Linked DNA regions of Homo sapiens: all the other regions are linked to region 1. Evidence: read pairs that join two places in POLR2A ChIA-PET (ENCODE). Cell type or tissue: MCF 10A. All regions are shown on one strand.

The links. ChIA-PET counts read pairs that join two places held together with the same protein. Peaks named below come from ENCODE experiments on the same cell type or tissue, not always from the same donor. Only the 100,000 strongest peaks of a DNase experiment are listed, where the experiment ranks them.
Region 2: POLR2A ChIA-PET joins it to region 1 with 6 read pairs; 2 of 35 experiments call an interaction of 5 or more read pairs at or near these places.
Region 3: POLR2A ChIA-PET joins it to region 1 with 6 read pairs; 3 of 35 experiments call an interaction of 5 or more read pairs at or near these places.

The regions. Positions count from the first base shown.
Region 1 is chr1:59,748,658-59,753,657 of GRCh38, forward strand. The region is part of intron 14 of FGGY (FGGY carbohydrate kinase domain containing); the gene reads left to right. Among named protein-coding and RNA genes, the nearest start is that of MIR4711, 18 kb to the left of the region's middle. RefSeq lists a silencer at 4,088-4,177. In MCF 10A, no CTCF peak of the experiment used is centred here; a DNase peak (open chromatin) is centred at 2,174.
Region 2 is chr1:58,924,099-58,929,098 of GRCh38, forward strand. No RefSeq gene overlaps it. Among named protein-coding and RNA genes, the nearest start is that of LINC02777, 22 kb to the left of the region's middle. In MCF 10A, no CTCF peak of the experiment used is centred here; no DNase peak of the experiment used is centred here.
Region 3 is chr1:59,831,949-59,836,948 of GRCh38, forward strand. HOOK1 (hook microtubule tethering protein 1) reads left to right here. Exons shown (of 22, transcript NM_015888.6): 4 at 215-265; 5 at 1,457-1,589; 6 at 3,397-3,464; 7 at 4,925-4,987. Among named protein-coding and RNA genes, the nearest start is that of HOOK1, 20 kb to the left of the region's middle. In MCF 10A, no CTCF peak of the experiment used is centred here; a DNase peak (open chromatin) is centred at 2,223.

The DNA of each region.
Region 1 (5,000 bases):
ACACTGTTGCAAGGACGTGTTAAAAAATAAATATTGGTCTTTGTCCCTAGTTCCTGGCACACAGCTTCTAAAATTCTTGGAATCCCTGCTAAAAGCTAGGGATACTTCAAAGAAAGGAAAGCCAAGGACTTCACTTTTATGGAGCTTAGATTAAGCTCCATGTGTATGGTAATGAGATGACTGATGGCTGAGAACCCCTCCGTAGCATCAGGATGGGGGCTGGTCACCAGAAAGACCAAGGCATGATTAGAGGGTTGAACTTTCAGCCCCTCCCCTGACCTTCCAGAATGAGAAAGGGGCTAGAGATTGAGTCAATCACCGATGGCCAATGATTTACTCAATTATACCTAAGTAATGAAACCTTCATAAAAACCCCTAAATGATGGGGTTTAGACAGCTTCTGGATTGGTGAACACAGGGAGGTATTGAGAGGATGGCATGCCTGGAGGAGGCATGGAAGCTCACTGCACCACTGCACCTCCCTCCCCTCATACCTTGCTCTATGTATCTCTTCCATTTGGCTGTTCCTGAATTTTATCCTTTATAATAAACTGGTAATAGTAAGTCAACCGTTGTCTTGAACTCCATAAGCCGATTCTAGCAAATTATCAAGCCTTGGGGGGTGGAGTTTGTGGAAACCTCCAATTTGCGGTCAGTTGGTCAGAAATACAGGAGACCCAGGACTTGTGATTGGCATCTGAAGTGTGGGCAGTCTTGCTGGACTGAGCCCTGAAGCTGTGGGGTCTGACACTAACTAACTGGGGTCAGTGTCAGAATTGAATCAAATTTAATTATAAGTCATGCAATTGGTGGCAGGAGAGTTGGAGAATTGGTGAGTGTGAGGAAAAAACCCATACATTTGGTGTCAGGAGTGTTGTAGGTAAAAACAGCCCAGAGAGGTAAAATCATTCATTGATTCATTTAACAAATCCTTATAGATTAACTATTCTGGCCAGGCACAGTTCTTGGTGTGGTGCATGAATCCAATACACACCCCTGGCCACATGGAGCTTGCATGCTAAAGGGATAATAAATATCTAAAGTTTATGTAGCATTTACTATATGCTGGCATTGTTGTGTTTTACCTCAAATAACTCACGTGCTTCTCATAGCAGTCCTATGAAAGGCATATTTTTATCCCCATTTTCTGATGAGGCAACAGGCATGAAGAAATTAAGTAATTATTCCGTGATTATACAGCTAGTAAATGTAAAAATCCAGTTTCAAATTCTGGCAGTCTGTTATAGTCAGTCTGTATTTTAATCACTGCCCTTTATTTTCTCTGCTTCTGAAAAATCACCTAGACTGGTCCTGACTGCTATAAGGGGAACCAAAGTGGAAGTCAAGAGACCAGTTAGGCAGTAGTGGTCAGAGAATGGGATACTGGAATTTTCAACAACACTGAGTAGATATTATTATTCCCACTTAATAAATGGGAAAACTGAGCTTTGATTCACACATCTGATAAGTAGCAGAGCCTGGATCCAACCCCAAGCCCATTTATCTCTAAAACCCAGTATCTTTCTGCTAATGCCTCCATTTCCTACAGAATTATAAAGCTTCCACTCCTCCCCTCCTTTATGACCAAGAGACCAATTTGAGGTATGTTTTAGAGTCAAAATTAGAGGACTGGGCGTCTAAAAATTTTTTTTTCTCTTGGTAGGCATTTTTATAATTGAAAATAAAATAAAATATAAATATACTGACATGCAGTTCTGTTTTCTCATTTTCTTTTGCAAACTTTAAATTGAGATATAGTACACATAAGGTGAAATACAAAGATATTAATGTACAGCTTGATGAATTTTGATGAAGTATACACCCATATAGTCAACACTCTAAAGATATGTAAATGTGTGCACATAGTGTACTTAAAATTATAAATGAGGTGCCAGTTTTCATATCATGAGTAATGATAAAGACCTCTCCCACTCTCTTTTTCTCTCATCCCTTCCTGCTTCTCAATTGATATTTTTGTCTCCAATTCATGGGGGTTACACAGAATACCAGGTGCAGGTCAAAAGATGACTGTGTCAAAAGGAAAAGAAAGCAAAATAAATAAGAGAACAACTAGCCATTTCTTAATGCGTGTTGAAGGAAAGTCACATTGATATATTTTCTGTTTTTCTATGGAGGGGTCACGTGCCTCAGCCCACACATTAGCATGTGAACTTGTTGTTCCAGTCAAATGAGTCAGAGTTCCTCAGGAAGGCAGATTCCTGTATTTTAGAGCTATGTGTCAGCATCTGTAAAAAAAAAAAAGGTACAGTGTCCTGTATTGATGCATCTCACTGATACACACGTGCTCGTCTCACTCCAGGTAATCACACCTGCTAATAAGCAGCAGAAGTAGGATTTGAACTCCAGCCTAGGGCACTCAAGAATCAGGCTGTTTTCATGACAGGGAGAATGGTACCACTGAGTCCGAATGTAGGGTTTGCAATGGCCTGGAGTCAGAAGTGGGCTTGAATTCTGGTTTTACTACATAATGGCTTTATGACCTTGGGAAAATTACTTATATTCTCTCTATTTTCAGTTCCTTTATTCACAAAGTGGTGATAGATGATCTGTGTCCTAATGTCCTTTTGAGGGTTAAAAAGATCATGTACTTAAAATAATCAGCACAGCACAGAGTACAAAGCTTAAACCAGTAAAATGGCAATGGCAGTGGTAGTCGGCCCCTAAGTCAACAGACACCACAGTGTTTTTTAACCATATACCCCCATCAGTTAAAATAAATTTTGAGTATGCATCCTCAGTACATGAAAACCTATTTATGAAAAAGCATGATGTGCTATACTGTGTTCATAGATTATTTACTCTATAAAACAAGTGAAATATAGCTGAACCAAAGTATTTCCAATGTGTTTACCTGTCATGATGGCTTCATGCTAATATTAGCAACATGTAAAAGTACACTATATGTCTATGGCCAGGTGTGTTTTTAATAATTTTAAAATGATTTTTGATGATTTTTAAATGATTTTGTATGTGCCTATGTATCGAAATCTAAGGCAATCTTCTTGATAATTTTGATTATTTTCCCAATCCTTGTCTTATTTGACTAGGTCTTCATTGTTTTTACCTTACAATATGAGGAGCTAGTACTGAGTAAATACATCACCATTTTCTTGTTTACTTGAATCTGAATGGTGAACTGGTGATAATTATCTCCATCACGTGCAAATCCATTGACTGAATCTTTTTTAGCTGCTTGTCCATTTTGTGAGGGTTAGTTTAAACTAGTTAATACCTATTAATCACTAACCTGGAACATGCAAACGACAACATGTAGCAATTCTGGAAGCTGAGGACATATAAGGGAGTGCCATAGGGCCATCCCTGGAGTTGGAGAGCTCCCACTCTCCTCACAAGAACCTCACACATCTTATGTGACTCATGACTGACTGATGTGTGGCCAAACTGATAAATTGTCTAGTAACAATCCATATATTAAATGCTGGTAAAGTGTAATTAATTTCTTAAGACCAAAAAAAGTCATATAAATGGCACTTCCAGTATTTTCTTCTGGAATCTTAATGAGAATTCCCTGGAGTTTATGGATGCCACTTAAGAAACACTGCCATCACTTTTTCCTTTGGCAACTCTGCAAACACTAACCAAGCACCTGTAAGTGCTAGGACTGTGCTAGACATTAGGCCTACAGTGATGTGATTTCTGCCTTCTGGGAGTTCATATATAGCTTGTTTCCACCACACTAAGTTCTGCTATATTCTCCCCTATAGATGGTGACTCTGGAATTGCCCAGCTTGCAGTGCCCTGTAGTACCTTGGGCTAGACTACTGACAGTCTTCCCCAAAAGGCTTAAGCCCATTATTCCCCTTCCTCAGGGTAGGGGAGAAGGTACTAGATCTTCTGCTCCCAAAATTGCCAACATCAGTAAGTCTACCACTCATGGAATCCACATCTTTTCCAAGGGTACTGAAGAACCCATGGCTTCCTTTAACCTCATTTCCCTGGTAACTCACTCCAACATGGCCTACAGCCCTTTGGTAGCTCCCAGGCCAGGTCATTACAGTGAGAATTGGGTGTTTCCCCTGGCCACATGCAGGCCTGGCTGTTGCCAGTGCTGCCACAAGAGAAGTGGTGAGCAGTGTGTGCTGATTAGTATCTCAGCCTCGACACACCAGGGAAGGGTCAAACCCATGAATGCAGTCTTTCATGGCCGTGGTACAGGGCCCCTATTTTTTCCTCCAGAAACCCTTCACTTGCTTTCAGAAGTGATGATCAAATGTGAACTTTCATGGTTTATTTATAGCTCTGCCTTATAGAGAGAAAGAAAAGAAGTGATTAAAATGCTATTTTACAAAATATTTTGTTTTTAAAAAGCTTTCATTGTGTGGGCAAAAGGAAAAAGAAAAGTCACTGTATTAATTGTGCTGTCTAGACTCTCAAACAAAGAGGGTAGCGTGCTGCAAATTAAGATTGTCCGGCTCCTGCCTGCTGACAAAAAGTATGAATTTGGAGGCCAACTTCAAATAAACCCTTTGGAACAGAAATATATTGTGGGGGTGACTATATTTAGCATGTGTCAGCATTTCCATACTAAATTCATATTGTTATGTTGTGGTAATTTCAGATTTCCTGCAGCCAAGTGGGATCATGAGATTTCAGTTTTATGTTAATTATTTGGAGAAATTGAAAAACTCAGCAGTGCTGTTTCTGATGACAGCACTGATTCTCAGGGTATTCTCCACGTTGTGTCAGGGACCCATAATGAGCCCTGCCTTTCAGGAAAGGGGAAGGTGAGCCCGAGTCATTTTGACTGTCTTTATAAGCATAACTTTAAATATATATATATATATATATATATATATATATATATATATATATATGGCATTACATGTTTTCCCTACAAATACAAAATTAATATATGCCACTGTAGAAAATTTAGAAAACACAATAAGCAACTTGACAAGAAAAAAAAATTGTTACCCATGCTATCCAACCTGTTAACATTTTAATATATATTGATCCGA
Region 2 (5,000 bases), 820 kb before region 1:
ATCTATCTATCTATCTATCTATCTATCTTTCTATCTTCTATCTATATCTATCTATCTTGTCTATCTACCTATCATCTGCCTTATCTATCTAATTTATCTATTTATCTTATCTACCCACCTATCTATCAAATCTATATATAATCTAATCTATCCATCTTATCTCTCTTTCTATCTGTCTGTCTATCTATCTATCTATCTATCTATCTATCTATCTATCATCTATCTATCTGTCTATCTAGAGATTTACTTCAAGGAATTAGCTTCTGTAGTTGTGGGATCTTGCTAGACATTTCTGATATATGCAGGGCAGGTCAGCCAGTTGGAAACTCTTGGGCAGAGCTGAAGCTGCAGTTCACAAGCTGAATTCTTTCTCTCTCAGGGAAATCTCAGTCTTGCTCTTAAGGCCTATCAATGGACTGACTGAGGCCCACTCATGTGATTGAGGACAATCTTCTTTACTTAAAGTCAACTGATTTTAGGTATTAACCATATTCACAAAATACCTTCTCAGCACACCTGGATTAGTGTTTGGTTGAATATCTGGGTACTATAGCCTAGTCAAGTTGACACATAAAACTAACCATCCTAACAGGGTGCTTCTGGACCTGATTCATGCCCGTCTCCCTCACCTCTTTTCTTCCCACCTCACACTAAGGCTCAGTCACCCCTTGCAGTGTGCCCACTGGCCTTCTGCCACCTGTCCTTGCACAGGCCTAGAATATTCCCCACCCCTTTCCCGGAGAACTTCTAGTCGTCTTTAAAACCACTGGGATGCTTCTTCTTCAGGAAGCCTTCCCTGATTCCTCCCCACCCAATCCCTCCCACTCTGAGTTAACTGCATTGTCTCTGAGTTTGTAAAGCCCCTACTAATCATGTGAGATGGAAACTGCCTCGGGGGCTGCAAGGTCTGGCTCAGTAGCATGTGAACAGCTCTAGAACAAAAACTTTCTATCACATCACTCTGGTAAGCCCCACATGATGCAAATCCCAATCAGCAGCAATGATCTCATTTACTTGTGAATAAATCTCCCCTCCCTATTAGAATGAAAGCTCCATGGAGGTAGGAACTGTACCTGTCTCTTTCAGGGCAGTATCTCTCAGACCTAACTGTGCCGGGCACATAGTAGATACTTAATAAACGTTTACTGAGCAAATTAATTAATAGTTGTTTGAATGGATTCAACAATAAATGTTAATTAAGAATCTTCTAAGTTCTAGGCATTATTGGGGACCTGGAAATATAATTATCAAGAAGGACAAGGATGCCCATCAATGATATATTAGAAAGAAAATGTGGTACATATACACCATGGAATACTATACAGCCATAAAAAGGAACAAGGTCATGTCCTTTGCTGGGACATGGATGGAGCCGGAAGCCATTATCCTCAGCAAACTAACACAGGAACAGAAAACCAAACACAACATGTTCTCACTTACAAAAGTGAGAGCTGAAAGATGAGAACACATGGACACATGAGAGGGAACAACACACACTGGGGCCTATCGGGGTTGGGGTGAGGGGAAGGAGAGCAGGAAGAATAGCTAATGCATGCTGGGCTTAATACCTAGGTGATGGGTTGATCTGTGCGACAAATCACTATGACACACGTTTACCTAGGTAACAAACCTGCACATCCTGCACATGTACCCTGGAACTTAAAATAAAAGTTGATTTAAAAAAAAAAAAAGAGGGACAAGGGCCAGCTCTCATGGAGCTCACATTCCAAGGAGGGGTGACAGGCAGCAACTAAATAAACTTATAAGTGATCAGGATAGGGAAATTAAAAATATAATATAGCTAATTAAATGAATAAAGGCACAAATGAATAAATGAATAATTGGAAATATCTATCTTTCATCTATTATTTATGCATCTGTCTACCTACCTACCTACCTACCTATCTGTCTGTCTATCTTCCCTTTCTTCAGCAAGAAACCTACATTGGGAGAGGGTAGGAAGTAGCGATATGGACACTAGATTTGGATTAGGAATTAGAAAGGTCTGACTCCATTCTTTACTGGTAGTGTGTGCCTGGTTAAGTAATCTAGCCCTGAGAATCTAGATCAGTTCTCTTATCTGTAATATAGGATTATGGTAACTGCTTTGTTTCTCCAACAGGGCTGTCATATCACATGAGGCAGCAAACATAAATGAACTTGGTGACTTGGAAGCTCTGTACCAATGTTAGGGGAGATTGTTGTTGATATTTGCAATTGTTGCAAGCAGAGCACTTTAGCTCCACCAGTTAATTGCATTGTTTAGTTGGAGAGAACCAGAAAGGAATTTTGGCATGGGACAGACCTGAGTTTCAGTTCCACTTCAGCCACTGCATGTTGAGTTGTGTGACCTTAAACATGAATTATTTCATCTTCCTTGGACTCGGTTTTCTGATCTGTGAAAATGGGGAAAGTAATTGCCCCCATCTAATAAGGCCATAAGGCAACAGCCAGGTTTAAACAAGGTAATCTATGTCAAGTGCTTGGCATAGGGTTAAGCCCATAGGAAGAGCTCAGCTAATATTAGCTACTAATAGTCATTCTGTCAATCATCGGTGGCTGTTCGTAAATGGAGCCATTCATGGTTCAATTTCTCAAGTCTCACTTTTCTGCCAGGAAACTTCCCAAGTCTTTATGCACCAACACCTGTGATTATGCAAAACCACAATCAGCGTTCATATTCCGAACATAAACAAATGGAGAATTCGCCCTTCAATACTCCCCCTCCCCATTTTTCAAAAAACAGTTTCTGGAACATAGAAAGATGAACTCTTCATTTCTATAGAAAACAAGTGTTCCTGGTTTTATAATCATATAACCCTGAAACAGTTATGTTTTTTCATGTAATGCATTTTAGAAGTTCCATAAAGGAGTCGTTGTCAAGAGAAAACACAGCTGGTGCCCAATTAGAGAGGTGAACGACACTAATGGACCAGCAGAACTCTTAATTAAGCTGGACCACAAACTGCAGGAGAGATGGCGGGTGGGAAACTGCAGTGGCCCACACACTCACGCAAAGGAATGAATGGGAAGGGCATTTAAGCTTTTAAAAGCTGGCTTTGCAGAGGCCAACACCTGATTTTGACTCACTCTGAACTTCTTTCTCTTCCTTTTCCCTGAGAAGCCTCAAGCTCTTTCACTTCTATTTGGGCATCAGTTTCTATCTTATTTGTCATCAGCTTCTGCGCTGGGAAGATTCTGAAAGTGGACTGGAGAGCAACAACTTCAGGAACATCTCCAGGGACTGCCTGTCTGCATTTCTTTCCTGCAGCACTGCTCTCTTTAGACAACTCCTGTCTCCCTCAGCAGTACCCCACTCACATCCAACTCTTGCTCATTTTTCCCATTGCTGCTGTCTTCTTTGCTCCCTCTTCCTACTGTGCCCTGTAGTATCCCCGTATTGTGCCAAATATACTCCACTTAAAACCTCACCTCTCTGCATGCCTTTGTCTCTGGATCTGAAGTGGAACCTGTATACTTTGCTGTCCCCATGGAGATGGTTTGTTTTTTCATATTCCACACACCTCAAAGCCAAGAAGCAGGACTGAGCTTCTTTTATGTCCCCTAATGCTACCTACACCTTAATCCTCTACCCTCCTGTGAAACAGATACACCTGCTGCCACACATTTGGTAATCACATCTGGAAAGAGATGCTGGATCTGCCATGCACTAAGAGAAGGTGTGTGTGTCTATTTGCGAGGTGGTATGAAGCGGAACAGAGGTTCTCAAAGTGCAGCCTTGGGACCAGCTGCTCAATGATCACCTGGGAACTTCTTAGAAATGGAAATTCTTGGGCTCCACTCCAGACTGACTGAATCAGAAACTCTAGGGGAGGGACCAAACATCCTGCTTTAACAAATCCTCCACCCCACCCCACCCCAGGCAATTCTAGTGATTACCCATGTTGGAAAACCACTAGTGCAGCATTTAAGGGTATGGGTTCTAAAGCTGGTTTACCTGAGTTCAAATCCCACTTGCGACTTACACTAGTGATGCCACGTTGGCCAACTTACACAATTCCTCTAGGCTTCTTTTTCCATCTCGTAAGATGGGAATAAAAATGGTATGTCCCTACAGGACATCATGAGATGACTGAAGTAGCTATACACCTAAAGTGTTTAGGACAGTGCCTAGCATGTAATAAGCTCTCATGAACTGTTAGCTCTTATTATTATCATCATTAGATGGAAATCAGAAAAGACCCTGGTCCTTGGGTGTTTGCATCTCTAGTCCTCCTGTTTGCTGTCATCTATGACGGGTAAGTGGCCCCCTCAAACCCAGTGCTTCTCCAGCTTTCCACGGTAGAGGCATGTGGACCTCCACACACACTTTTTTGAAATCTTATATTTTATTCCCAGGTTTGGCTATTAAAACATTATTTACAAATCTCATGTCCTGGTAAAATTTATAACCCAAGAAGCTACACTGTACTTCACCAGGGGCTTGTTGCATCCTTCCAGACCCCCTTTTCCCCAAGACTAGAAGTGTGGCTCCCTCTTTCCCACCTTCGACCTCCTCAACTCCAGGGACCTTTGCTTTATTCCGCGGCAGCCACCTATACTCAGAGCCGCACCCAGCTTTCATCTCGGCTGGCTACTGCTCCACCTTTGAAATCTCAAATAGCTGGGTCTCACTCTGACCCCTCCCTCTTATCTTTTCAGAGCTCTCCTCAGACTGACTCATTGACCTCCTCCTGAATTCCAGACTCTGAACCCCTTTCTCTGTTCCTTCCCAGTCTTTCAAACCTTATTGGTTTCTCGGATTTGCAACTTGCCATACCTCTTCCCCCTGCCACATTCATGGATGCATGGAGCAGGAGCAAGAAATAGACCTTTGTGTCTGCAGCCACCTAGAATTTTTTTTGTAATTCCTGTAGTATGACCTGGCTCATCTTGACTGGGGCACCTGCCTCTTAGGTGCATCTGAAGACCAAAGAGGTCACGTCTACAGAGCACTAAGCCCAGTGCCTGGACAATAATAACTGCTCAAGAAACATTAG
Region 3 (5,000 bases), 83 kb after region 1:
GTGACCCACTTTAAATAGAATCACCCTACTTAACTAAACACTGATTAAATCTCTGATGGTTAAAAAGCATCATGTGTTTGTATTTATAGAACTCTATTATAATGTTTTTGTTGTTCTTTTTAATTAGGGGAAAGTTTTTATTGTCTTTCATGCTGACATAACTTTTCTTTCATTATTAATCTGAAATAAGAATCTCTTATTTTTTTCACATTAGGCCAGTAATGTAAAGAAGGTCCTTCAAGGAATTATGAGTTATTATCATGAGGTATGAAAACCATCTGACTTTGTTTAAATGCATCATGCTATACGAAAATTACTTTAAGACTGAAAAATCACTTGGTTTTTTGTTTATAATATTTTACTGGAATGTAAGTCATAATTAGAACATGTTTTATTGTCATTTTTATAGAATGCTCATTTGTGAAAATAAGCTTGGATATATTGATTTGTAAGATAACATTGCTTAGGTATTGATACTCTCCGAATTGATTTTCAAGTAGAATTACCTTCATCTTTAATATATTTGATTTTGTGCAATACTATAAAGTAGACTTTATAATTAATTGAAATAATTTTCTATTTAAAGCAATATTTTGACATTTCTTCCCAGCGTAAACAGTAGCAAAGACATAAATGAGATTATGCTCATACAAGTAAATTGGAAAAAATGCAAAATAAAAGTAGTATTATAAAGTCACTTTAGATAGTACATTAGTCAAATAGTTTTGTTTTTTCTTATTCAGCATCATAACAAGTTCTCTAGTAGGGTTTTTGATATAAGAGAGTTTATTGCTGAATGATTGGCAGCTTTTGAATGACTTTTCCATTAAAGAATTTTTGTTTCTATTCTTTAAAGTCGTCACACAATTAAACTTGTAATTTCTTCCCAAAATGTTTAATATTCTCTAAAATTTTTCAATTTATTAAATACCTAAAACTAATTCTGAAGCTGTTTTAATGCCAAGAACCCTTTTAATCAGCTAAAAAATAAGAAAAAGAAAGATAAGACCAGGAAAAAAAATTAATCCATTAGATTTGTTGCTCATTTGTAAAAGTACAGTGATTTACATTGTGTTTCTCTGTTAATTGATTATATATGAAAATATTATGAATATTCTTTGGCTTAACATATGCTTATTATTTAATGGACAGGCATAAGTTTTATCATAGTAGACTAGGCCAAGTGCTTCTTAAGTTAAATTCTTCTCTCTGACAGTGAAATCAAAGGATATTTGATGTGAAACCAAAAGGAAATATAGTGCTTTTGGTTGGTTACTCAGAATTTTGGAATGTTGCCTGAACATTGCTAACTGGTTTTAATAATTATTTATTTGTCATTTGTTATTTTATCTGAGTTGTTTCGTGAATTTATAATTTATTTTCATTGTAATATTAAATGTAGCAAATTCTTTGCAGCCGACATAAATGAGTGATCTAATTTATTTTAATATTGTAGTTTTTGGGGCAGCAGATTTCAGAAGCACTTATCCCTGATTTAAACCAAATAACCGAATGTTCAGATCCAGTGGAGCTTGGGAGGTTGCTCCAGCTTATTTTAGGTTGTGCGATCAACTGTGAAAAGAAGCAAGGTAAGTGAATTTCAATCATTTGAGGATTTCTACTTTCTAGAAACTTTCTACATTGCTATATAAGCTAGCATTAAATCATACTATTAAAGCTTGGCAGAAAGCACCCTGAAACGTAAACCAGAAGATCTGAATTCTAGCCCAACTCTGTCGTTGAAAAGTGGCATACCTTGAGTGTCCTATTTGTACCTGGATTCTGATATTCATATTCAGTGGCTAAATTAGATGTATTTTAGTTTAATTAGTTTAATATACCCAGTACATAAGACTTAGTGGATAGTCAATAAAAATTGTACTTATTCATTTGATACATTATGTCTATTTTACATGTAAGAACCTTATGTGGATTCAGTTTTCATAAATAAATATTCAGCTACTAATTTATAATTCAAGTTTCTTCAGATAATATTCTGCTCCATTCAGAAGCATATCTGTCCAATATATCCTCCAGATAAGTGGTCTAATGATATAAATGGAATTGATGCATTATATTGGTATATCCAAACACAGTGATCCATATTTTGCTGAGTACAAAAGGATCATATTTGGTTGCATGTAATGATGAATGATGAACTGAACAGGCCCAGACCTCCTTCCCTTGAGGGCTTTAATCCGTTTCGGTGGTGAGACTTTTGACGCTGATGTTTTTTTGCATGATTCATCCAAACTTGTTCTTAGTACACCACCTTTATGAAAGAATAATGTTGAGTGCTTAAGTTTGCAAAATGCAAATACTTCAAGCCAGGGCCTTGGAAAACATTCAACATTGTCTGACTAATGAAGAAAGGATATAAGCTGGGATAAATTTACCTACAAACTCTGAAAGGAGAAAAATAAAACAAAATACATGAAATTAATTGTAGTTTATCAATTATAAAAGGACAGTGACTAGGTGTCAGAGAATTTTTATATTAGTCCATCTCTACTATTTACTAGAAGTTTTTTTCTAGGACAAGCCAGTACTTCTCTGTAGGCTTTTATTTCTCACTTATAAATAAAGTTAAAGATCTGTATATTGGGTTTTTCATAAAAGCAGGGACATTTGCTCATGGAAGGTTAAAACTTCTCTAAATATTTAATCACAAATTGACAAGTAGTAATTTATTTATAAATCTAGTAATTTTTTGTTGTAATCGTGATTATTTTTATTTTTTCATTGATTAATGCTTTGTTAATATTTTCATTGCTGGTTATTTGTAACTTATTTTTGCTTAATTAATCTTAACCAGGTTTGTAAGTTTCGTTAGTCTTTTTTAAAGAGCCAACTTTTGGCTTTGATTCTATTTTGTTTTTACTATTTAGTTTTGTTGTCCTCTTTTATCTCATACGTTTTTCTTGTGAATTAATCAGCTGTTCCTTTTCTAAGCTATAATTGACATTTTAAGTGGTAATTTTGCCTTAAAGTGATTATTTTGTTGCATCCTAAAAATTTTAATATTATATGTAATATTTTCATAATTTACTTCTAAGCACTATTGAGCAATTTTGTCCAGTTTTAAAAGGAATTCAATTCCTAGATACATAACTTTTTAAAAGCTTTCACACTTTTGTATTTTGCTGTATGAATTGATTTTTAAAATGATTTCAAGGTACTGACTGCAACAATCTCAATCTTGAAAGAATGAATTCATTTGCTTAACAATACTCAGTTTATCTTGGTGAGGAAGGAAGACATACTGGTGGACAAATAATGTATTTACATAAAGGATTATCTGTGGGTAGATGAATTTTTATAGTCTATTAATTTGATGGCTAAGGTACTATGTGTAAAGAGTAGATTTTTTTCAGATTTGATTTTTTTAAATCATAGAACATATTCAAAATATAATGACACTGGAAGAGTCTGTTCAACATGTGGTCATGACTGCTATTCAAGAGGTAAGTTATATCATGTTCCTATGAGTATAAAAATCCTAAACCAAATTATACAAAACTTTTCATACTTTATGCTTTTCTTTTTTAAAAACTTGCTCTTTGTTGTAAGTTTACTTCCCCTTAGCTAGTGGGTCTTCCTTTTTTACCCCCAAAAATATTTTAAAAGGCCTTTAAGCCCAATTTTAGTACCTCTGCATTTTAAAAGCTGGTTAATAAATTAATATTATCAAGTCTCTTTAAATCAGTGGTCCTCAACCTTTTTGGCACCAGGGACCAGTTTTGTGGAAGACAATTTTTCCACAGACCCGGGGTGGCGGGCAGGGGGAAGGTTTTGGGATGAAACTGTTCCACCTCAGATAATCAGGCATTAGATTCACGTAAGAAGCGTTCACAGTGGGGTTTTTGCTCCTATGAGAATCTAATGCTGCCGCTGATCTATCAGCAGGTGGAGTCCAGGTGATAATGCTCTCTTGCCTGCCACTCACCTGCTTCTGTGCAGCCCAGTTTTAACAGGCCATGGACTGGTGCCAGTCCATGGCCTGGGGGTTGGGGACCCTTCCTTTAAATAACTTCAACTAAGCAGGAAACGCAGGATAAACAGTCTCTGACCAGAACAGTCTCTGACCAGACAGGAGTTTTTCTTTTTTCTTTTTTTTCTTCCAGTTATAACAATCTTTCCTGAATTTTTCATTTATATATACCATATGCATTTTCAAAATGTTAGATCTGTGAGCAAATATGGTGGTACTTAGGTTTAGTTTTACCAGGTAAGTTGGATTAAAGCTAGTCTAGTTATCTAAGTTGAGCCAGGAAGGATTCAGAATTAATGTGGTGCAGAGTTGATTCTTAATATCAGCCTAAAAGGCTGAGATGGATTGCAGAGGAGACTTCAGGAAAAGCAGACTTTGGAAGGGGCATGACTTAGAGGGAGACGTCATACAGGACTTTTGTAGTCTGTACTCCCTGAGTTTGCATTGTTGGTTTGGATTCAGAGTATCCCTGTACATAAGTAAATCTGCCTTTCATCTCAGAGTTATTTTACAGGATCTTTTTTTCATATAATCGTAACTCCTACTTTTAAAATGACTTCTCAAAAAGGCTGCATTAAAAAAGTATTAACTTATAATGTATATGAATCCCTTTAAAAATTATTTAATGTGTTCACTCTTTATCAGTAATATGTCTTTTAGGACTTGTATTGAAATTTGTCAGTACACAAGTATTTTGAATATATCTATGTATTTAAAGCACAATTTACTTATAGTGTCCTCACTAATATGCTTGAATTTGTGTTATTAAGTTAAGGCTCTAATAAAGTTTTTATCTGAATAGCGTTCTAAGGATCCTCAAATTAAGGCAAGGAAAAGCTAAATATAAATCATTTTACTATCCTTTCAAGAAAATATATTTTACTTCATAAACATCACATTGTTATACTTAATTTTATTATTTTAATTTCCTAGTTGATGAGTAAAGAAATATTGAGCTCTCCTCCAAATGATGCTGTTGGAGAATTGGAGCAACAGGTGAGTATTTTAG